3 separate regions of the Homo sapiens genome follow, and regions 1 and 3 are each linked to region 2. Evidence: chromatin contacts called from ENCODE Hi-C or POLR2A ChIA-PET data. All regions are on one chromosome and are shown on one strand. The core of a region is the stretch at or near the end of the contact, and the rest is flanking DNA. Distances in the headings are between cores, read along the strand shown. Region 1 holds the start of LINC02594 (long intergenic non-protein coding RNA 2594). Region 2 has its middle 33 kb from the start of MEOX1. Region 3 has its middle 46 kb from the start of ETV4.

Region 1 (2,700 bases), core at 152-2,651, 36 kb after region 2:
AATTATGTCTCCATTTTGCAGATGACAAAACCGAGGCTCAGATGGATGACTGGGCTGCCCAGACTCACACAGCTAAGAAATGGTGGAATCAGCACTTGGCCTCAGGTGTCCTGCTGTTCAGTTTGGAGCAGGCCAGATGCAGAGGAGGAGGCATGGGGTTTGAGGTTAGACGGGTCTGAGTTCAAGCCCCAGGTCTGCCACTTCCTGGCTGTGTGCCCTGGAACAAGTCACCTTATCTCTCTGAACTTCTTTTTTTTTTTTTTCTTTTTGAGATGGAGTCTCGTTCTGTCGCCCAGGCTGGAGTGCAGTGGCATGATCTCAGCTCACTGCAAGCTCCGCCTCCCGGGCTCACGCCATTCTCTTGCCTCAGCCTCCCGAGTAGCTGGGACTACAAGCACCCGCCACCACGCCCGGCTAATTTTTTGTATTTTTTAGTAGAGACGGGGTTTCACCGTGTTAGCCAGGATGGTCTCAATCTCCTGACCTCGTGATCCGCCCGCCTCGGCCTCCCAAAGTGCTGGGATTACAGGCATGAGCCACCATGCCTGGCCATCTCTCTGAACTTCTGTTTCCTCATCTGAGATGACAGTCAGAGTGGGATCTGTGTAAGGCACTTTGCACCTTACACATTTTTACCCCCACGGATTCCCACAAAAGCCTTCTGAGGCAACAGTCATTCTCATCAGCTCCGTTTCTCTCTCTCTCTTTTTTTTTTATCAGCTCCGTTTTTCAGCAGAAGACTCTGATGCACAGATAGACTGTGTAACCTGCACAAGGCCACACAGCAGGGAAGCGGCGGACCCAGGATTCAAATTGAGGCAGCCCAGCCCACAGACATTTGCAAATCTTCAATGAAATCCTTTATGTAGGCCAGGCACGGTGGCTCAGACCTATAATCCCAGCACTTTGGAAGGCTGAGGCAGGCAGATCATTTGAGGCCAGGAGTTCAAGACCAGCCCGGCCAACATGGTAAAACCCCGTCTCTAATAGAAATACAAAAATTAGGCCGGGCGCGGTGGCTCACGCCTGTAATCCCACCACTTTGGGAGGCCGAGGCGGGTGGATCATGCGGTCAGGAGATCGAGACCATCCTGGCTAACACAGTGAAACCCCGTCTCTACTAGAAATACAAAAAAAAAAAAAAAAAGGCGGGCGTGGTGGCGGGCGCCTGTAGTCCCAGCTACTTGGGAGGCTGAAGCAGGAGAATGGTGTGAACCCGGGAAGCAGAGCTTGCAGTGCACCGAGATCACGTCACTGCACTCCAGCCTGGGTGACAGAGCGAGACTCCATCTCAAAAAAAAAAAAAAAAAGAAATACAAAAATTAGCTGGGTGTGGTGGCACATGCCTGTAATCCCAGCTACTCGGGAGGCTGAGGGCAGGAGAATCGCTTGAGCCTGGGAAGCAGAGAGGTTGCGGTAAGCCAAGATTGTACAACTGCACTCCGGCCTGGGCGACAGAGTGAGACACTGTCTCAAAAAAAAAAAAAAAGAAAAAGAAAAAGAAATAAAGAAAGAAATCCTTTATGCAAAAGGCAGAGTAAGTAATGGACAAATGTGGCTCCCTTCCTAGCACATCTATTTCTGGTTAACCTCGATGATCCCAAAGGGTGAACCTGGGAATGGGGAGTTCTGAGGAAATTCTACAGAAACAGCCTTGTGAGGTCCTTTGTGGGGGGCACGCTGTGCTGTGGGGGTTCTGGAAGGAATCCGTGGGAGGCTGGGAGGAAGATCTGGCTTGTCAGCTTCCCTAGGAAAACCTTCCCCTGGGCTGGCCGCAGGCTGTAACCGGATTCCTGCTCCACCTCTGCATCTGGCCCAGGGACCTCATGGCAGGGAGGCCCAGCGCCTGGCCCTTTGCCCCTGGACGGGGTGGGCCCTGGGTCATGGTGGGGTGGGTGGGGAGGTCAGGAGGGCCATGGGGAGGGGGCGCGGTGGGGTGCTTTGCCCTGAGAACACAGGCCTCTGGCACCCCGGAGCCCCCGGCAGCTGCTGGCGTCTGTCAGCCACCTTGCGGGGCGCGGCCGGGGGCTGCTGGCCCCTACATCTTCCTGACAGGCCCCTCTTCTGAGGCCAGGAAAAAACAACAACAGTTCCTCCCCTCACGGCAACCCATTTGTTAGATGAAGGCCGGGCACCAGCACCTTTAACCTCCTCAAAGTCAGCGTTTCCCTGTCAAGGCCCCACAGGGCCAGAGACAGAGATGGATGGAAGGAGCTGTGTGTCGAAAAAGCCCTGTGGCCTCATGAGGAGAGCTCTGTTTTCAGGAAGGGAGGGGACCCCGGTTTCTGATTGTTGGGGAGAATAAGGGGAGGAAGAGGAAAAGTGTGAGTCACGAGGAGGTCCCCCAGGGGCGTGGGGGGGCCCAGGAGGGCTTTCAGCCTGGCCACACCTGAGCCATCACGTGGAACTTGCGGAATGTCTCCCATTGTGCGTGGCAGGCAGGCGTGTACTTGGCAGGACAGGGCTGCTTCTGTTTGTGGCCACCCCACCCCCTTGTGCTTGGAGAGGCAGGGTGTCAGGGCAAGGCCCTGGACCTGGAGGCAGAAGACACGGGTTCAAGGTGTGACCTTGCCTGTTACCGGCTGTGTGGTCTCAGGCAAATCACACCCTTCTCTGAGCTTCATTTTTCTCACTGGCAAAATGGAGTTGACAGTTCCGGCCTCACCTGGCGGTTAGGAGGATAAATGAACTGCATCTGAG
Region 2 (2,700 bases), core at 154-2,653:
TGCTGCTGACCAACCATCTAGGGTGAAACTGGCAGCATAGGCGAATATCTAGTTTCCCTGAAGAATCCTCTTTGAGTCTCCCCAACACCCCTGCCATGTAAATTATTATATCTCATTTTATGAATAAAGAAACTGGTTGGGCGCGGTGGCTCACGCCTGTAATCTCAGCACTTTGGGAGGCTGAGGCGGGTAGATCACCTGAGGCTAGGAGTTCAGGATCAGCTTGGGCAACATGGTGAAGCCCCATCTCTACTGAAAATACAAAAAATTAGCTGGGCATGGTGGCTCATGCCTGTAATCCCAGCTACTTAGGAGGCTGAAGCATGAGAATCACTTGAACCCGGGAGGCAGAGGTTGCAGTGAGCCAAGATCGTGTTACTGCATTCCAGCCTGGGTGACAGAGTGAGACCCTGTCTCAAAAGGGGGAAAAAAAAAAGAAAAAAAAGAGAAACTGAGTTTCAGGGAGACTCAATAATTTGCCCAATGCATGGAGAGATAATTTTGAGATTTTCACTTGTATTGGTTTCCTTCCCTTTATTCTGCCCTTTTGCACGTTGCCCAATGCCAGCAGACGGCCTGATGTACTTAGGTACCCTCACAGGGTGGACAGGTTCTACCTTCCCAAATGCAAGCAGCTCTGGCTGGCCCTGCCTATTAGCACGGTCCTGTGAAGGCTGAGGACACAGCTTGAGACCCTGAGGACAGTGGTAACTGGAGAGAAACGGGCACGATGGGAAGAATGCCCCCTGCCCCCTCCCCCCATCTCTCCTCCACCCTCCACTACCTAAGCCTGTTGTAAGCAAGAGGAGCAGACCAGATCTCCTGGAAAGGAGAAAAAAAAAAGAAAAAGGAAAAAAATTCTCCCATCTGTTGAGTATTAACCTCTGAACCATTTAACCAAACATTGGCTTCTCCTGTCATTTGATAAGGTGTATCCAGCAAAGGGAGATGAGAAAATTGGGAGGTTATTCTTTTAAATTACATCAGCAGGGGGTTTGTTCCTGCCGCAGAGCTCGGAGGGTCCCGTCTGGGACATCACATCACCACTAGCACACTCAAGGACAGGCTTGAGTGCTTCCCTCTGCCTGGGAGTTCAGGCATTCACAGGGATATTAAAAAAAAAAAAGAAGAAGAAGTAAGAGGGTTTTGAAAATAAAGTCCATGCACGGCAGGCTGTCTGCCCTGAGCCAGCACTGTAGCAAGGGGTGATTATGGAGGAAGGAATGGTTTGTGTCACCGTCACACGGAAATGTCCAACGGCTTTTCTGCAGAGACAACACCTCTCAGTCTTCCAGAGACTCTCTGCTCAGACTTCCGGAGCTGTCGGGGACCTCCAAGGCCACTCCGCCTGTCCCAGCCCCCCTTTGAGTTGGGTTTCTCGGCAGGATGGGCCAGCGAGCAGTCTAGACAGATAGAGACCTTCAGTGCTGGCCAGCTGGCTTCTGCTGGCAGGTCGGACCCGTCGTGAGGACATCAAGCCCTGGACAGAGGGCAGGAGCCCAGACTTTGGCTGCTGTCTTTGGTCTAGCCCTCCCTCCTGTCCCTCTTCTGAACTCCAACTGATAAGAGCAGCTTATCTCCCTAGGCTTAGGTCCTTGCTGAACTAGTCCCTTCTCTCTGGGCCTCAGTTTCCCCATGAGTGCAAGGAGCTGGATGGGAGGGTCTCCAAGGGCCTATCAACTCTGCTACATAGTGGTGTTTGATCTTAAGATTCCTTTGGCCGGGCACGGTGGCTCACACATGTAATCCCAGCACTTTGGGAGGCTGAGGCAGGCAGATTGCCTGAGGTCAGAAGTTTGAGACCAGCCTGGACAACATGGTGATACCCCATCTCTACTAAAAATACAAAAATTAGCTAGGTGTGGTGGTGGGCACCGGTAATCCCAGCTACTTTGGAGGCTGAGGCAGGAGAATTGCTTGAACCCAGGAGGCGGAGGTTGCAGTGAGCCGAGATTGTGCCACTGCACTCCAGCCTGGGTGACAGAGTGAGACTCTGTCTCAAAAAAAAAAAAAAAAAAAAAAAGGCTGGGCGCGGTGGCTCATGCCTGTAATCCCAGCACTTTGGGAGGCCGAAGTGGGTGGATCAGGAGGTCAGGAGATCAACACCATCCTGGCTAACATGGTGAAACCCTGTCTCTAATAAAAAATACAAAAAATTAGCCGGGCGTGGTGGCGGGCTCCTGTACTTGGAAGGCTGAGGCAGGAGAATGGTGTGAACCCGGGAGGCTGAGGTTGCCGTGAGTCGAGATCGCGCCACTGCACTCCAGCCTGGGTGACAGAGGAAGACTCCATCTCAAAAAAAAAAAAAAATTCTCTGGTGGGGGGAAACACCTATTCTCTACCTTTCCTAGTGACTCACAGCCCATTTGTTGAAAGTCTTCCCTGCCATCTTTTCTAGCCTCATTTCACTGAAACTTCACTCCTTTTTTTTTTTTAAGTGGAGTCTTGCTCTGTCACCCAGGCTGGAGTGCAGTGGAGCAATATTGGCTCACTGCATGCTTGGCCTCCCAGGTTCACGCCATTCTCCTGCCTCAGCCCAGCCGAAACTTCACTCCTTTTATCTGGTCCTTGGTTTCCAGAGCCAGTGAGGTCTTGCCTACCTCTTCCCCTGGACTCACTAATCTATCTCTCATATATCACTTCTTCCCCAGTAAAGGCAAGGGAAAGGCAGCCCACTCTCCCTGTTCACTAACTGAGCTC
Region 3 (2,700 bases), core at 23-2,522, 37 kb before region 2:
AATAAGTTTCCGTGACATGGGAGATGAAGACCCAGGGAAATAGGGAATACTGTGTATATTTTATGCTTAGGTTTAATGAGGAGTAGAGCGTTGTGTAGAAACATGATGGACGAGGCCAGGCGTGGTGGCTCACGCCTGTAATCCCAGCACTTTGGGAGGCCGAGGCGGGTGGATCACTTGAGGTCAGGAGTTCAACACCAGCCTGGCCAACAGGATGAAACCCCGTCTCTACTAAAAATACAAACAATTAGCTGGGCATGGTAGCGCACGCCTGTAATCCCAGCTACTCGGGAGGCTGAGACAGGAGAATTGCTGGAACCCAGGAGGTAGAGGTTGCAGTGAGCGGAGAACACACTACTGCACTCCAGCCTGGGAGACAGAGCGAGACTCCATCTCAAAAAAAAAAAAGAAGAAGAAATATGATGGAAGAAAGGGGGTATGATCTAATAGTAATCAACTTGGGGGAGCTTAGCAAGGCCTGTTTCTTCAGATTCTTCTCTGCTTCTTCATTCCTTTCCTCTGGATATAGGGAGGACCCCTCTGGAATGAGGGTCTTATGACCTACTTTAGAAGAAAGACAGAAAATTCTTTCATGATCTGCTTCAGGGGAGAATAGTAGCAGCAAGTCAGAGAGATCTTCCTCCTTCTGCTGCTTTTGCCGAGGTGCTGTATTTTGGGGTAGCATGTCCTGAACTCCATCACCATCTTGTTTGCCCCTTTAGGATCTGCCAGCAAGATTTTGAGCAAAATCCTAATCTCTGGCCTCATTTTAGAGCTTGTAGCATCAGGTTTGGAGGCTAGGGGTTCCTGGTGCCCCAGCACCAGAGAGGAGGGTGAGAAGGCCACCTTGGGAGAGCTGGGCCATTTCAGGGGAGGAAATTAAAACTAAATTGCATTAATTGGTTTTCATATTGAACCCTGCTTCTTAAGTGTGCTAAATGTCTGGTTAAACAAATAGCTAAAAAGATAGAATCACTTTGCTATCATTTTTTGTGGTAAGGGAAAAGACAAAAAAACAAAGATGTTGATTTAAGATATAGCCTAGGGCTGGGGGGCTGGGGGAAACCTGGTGAAGGCTCCTGTTGTTTGGGGTCGGAGGTCGCAGGAGCAGCGGCTGCCTGGGGATCAGGCTCAAGGTTCTGGAATGATGGAAAAACCTGGCCTGACGCTTTTCCTCAGCGGACCCTTCACTGGCTAACAGGAGCCAGCTGAGCGAACACAGAGGCGCTGTAACCGGCGCAGATCCCAGCTTCCTCTGAAATTTCCAGGCCTCTTTTTTCCTGTCGGATTCCAGACAGATGAAATTTTCCTGGCCCCGGCCCATTCCTGGCAGCATCTCCCCTCTGAATCATCATAAATCAGGGCTTGGCGGGGAGCGGTGGGATTTTCCTGATTTTCCTGATCGACACGCTGCTGCCCTGGTAAAATGGGGCTCCGTTTCCAAGGCTAAAAATAGCTCTGGGGTGCTTGCCTGAGTTCTCCCCATCGCAAGTTGCTGCTTCGTATTGTAAATATTCATATCTGTCTATGATTATTATTTCATCGAGAAGGGCTGTGGACGTGCAGATGCGGGCCGCTGGGGGCCTCGGTGGTCTGAAGTGACACCATTGTTCACAGGATCATATGCGGGGGCCTGTGCATTCCTCAAAGCCTCCATCATCCAAGGAGCCCCCAATTAATTTCAATACAAACACCGGATATGGCCTCCCCCGCGCCTTTGCAGCCATAACACATGAGGTCATGCTGCTTTGGTTAACCCGAGGAGTTGCAGAGTGAGATGGGGAGGCTTCTAGGCCCCAGGGGAGGCCTGGGGTATCTGCCCTGCCTGGTTTAGGCGAGGCTGTTTACTGCAATGGGGTCTACGGCACACCCACACTCTCTCGCCTTCCTTCACTCAGAAACTGAAATCTCTGATTCCCGATGTCTCTTCCCAGCCACTCTCCCCATCTCTAGCCACTTGGCTGCCAACCCACCACCCACCCCTGTGGTTCTTTGCAAACTCCTTACCCTCCGTGCTCTTGCATACACAGCTTCATTCACCTGGGGCATCTTTTTACCTCTTCATCAGGCTCCTTCTGGAAGATTCACCTCAGGAGTTTCTTCCTTCAGGAAGCATTTCCTGATCACTCCATTCAGGGTTAAGTACTGTTTTCTTGGCTGGGAGCAGTGGCTCATGCCTGTAGTCTTGGTACTTTGGAAGACGGAGGCAGGCGGATCACTTGAGCTCAGGAGTTCGAGACCAGTCTGGCCAACATGGTGAAACCACATCTTTACTAAAAATACAAAAATTAGCTGGGCACAGTGGTGCATGCCTGTAATCCCAGCTACTCGGGAGGCCGAGGCAGGAGAATCGCTTGAACACAGAAGGTGGAGGTTGCAGTGAGCCGAGATTGCGCCAATGCATTCCAGCCTGGGTGACAGAGTGAGACTCCATCTCAACAACAACAACAAAATTAAATTTAAAAAAAAAGTACTTGCTGGGCGTGGTGGCTCGCGCCTGTAATCCCAGCGCTTGGGGAGGCCGAGGCTGGTGGATCACCTAAGGTCAGGAGTTCAAGACCAGCCTGGCCAACATGGTGAAATCCCATCTCTACTAAAAATACAAAAAAGTAGCTGGGCATGGTGGCAGGCGCCTGTGATCCCAGCTACTCAGGAGGCTGAGTCAGGAGAACTGCTTGAACCCGGGAGGCAGAGGTTGCA

Evidence for each region. A loop is a pair of places that touch in the nucleus more often than their neighbours do. ChIA-PET counts read pairs that join two places held with the same protein, here RNA polymerase II (POLR2A). Pooled maps may share reads with other maps.
Region 1: a loop to region 2 is called in a map of Panc1, with 4 times the contacts of the local background. The contact joins the promoter of LINC02594 here to the enhancer-like site in region 2. A Hi-C loop is called at or near these places in 5 of 168 maps with a recorded cell type or tissue (Caco-2, HepG2, Panc1 and 2 more) and 1 of 50 pooled maps. POLR2A ChIA-PET finds 5 or more read pairs at or near these places in 5 of 52 experiments (HepG2, MCF 10A, PC-9 and 2 more).
Region 3: a loop to region 2 is called in a map of heart left ventricle, with 2.8 times the contacts of the local background. The contact joins two enhancer-like sites. A Hi-C loop is called at or near these places in 9 of 168 maps with a recorded cell type or tissue (Caco-2, HepG2, IMR-90 and 5 more) and 5 of 50 pooled maps. POLR2A ChIA-PET finds 5 or more read pairs at or near these places in 8 of 52 experiments (A549, Caco-2, HEK293 and 5 more).

What each region holds. Positions count from the first base shown.
Region 1 is chr17:43,663,463-43,666,162 of GRCh38, forward strand. LINC02594 (long intergenic non-protein coding RNA 2594) reads left to right here and starts at 1,402. Exons shown (of 4, transcript NR_184089.1): 1 at 1,402-1,537. RefSeq lists an enhancer at 2,184-2,700.
Region 2 is chr17:43,627,123-43,629,822 of GRCh38, forward strand. No RefSeq gene overlaps it. Among named protein-coding and RNA genes, the nearest start is that of MEOX1, 33 kb to the right of the region's middle. RefSeq lists an enhancer at 871-1,372. Within about 2 kb of position 1,404, at least 3 of the 41 ENCODE cell types and tissues checked have a DNase peak (open chromatin) inside an H3K27ac peak, as active enhancers do; they include heart left ventricle and heart right ventricle, where a contact is called at or near this core.
Region 3 is chr17:43,590,664-43,593,363 of GRCh38, forward strand. No RefSeq gene overlaps it. Among named protein-coding and RNA genes, the nearest start is that of ETV4, 46 kb to the left of the region's middle. RefSeq lists an enhancer at 1,520-2,019. Within about 2 kb of position 1,273, at least 21 of the 41 ENCODE cell types and tissues checked have a DNase peak (open chromatin) inside an H3K27ac peak, as active enhancers do; they include heart left ventricle and heart right ventricle, where a contact is called at or near this core.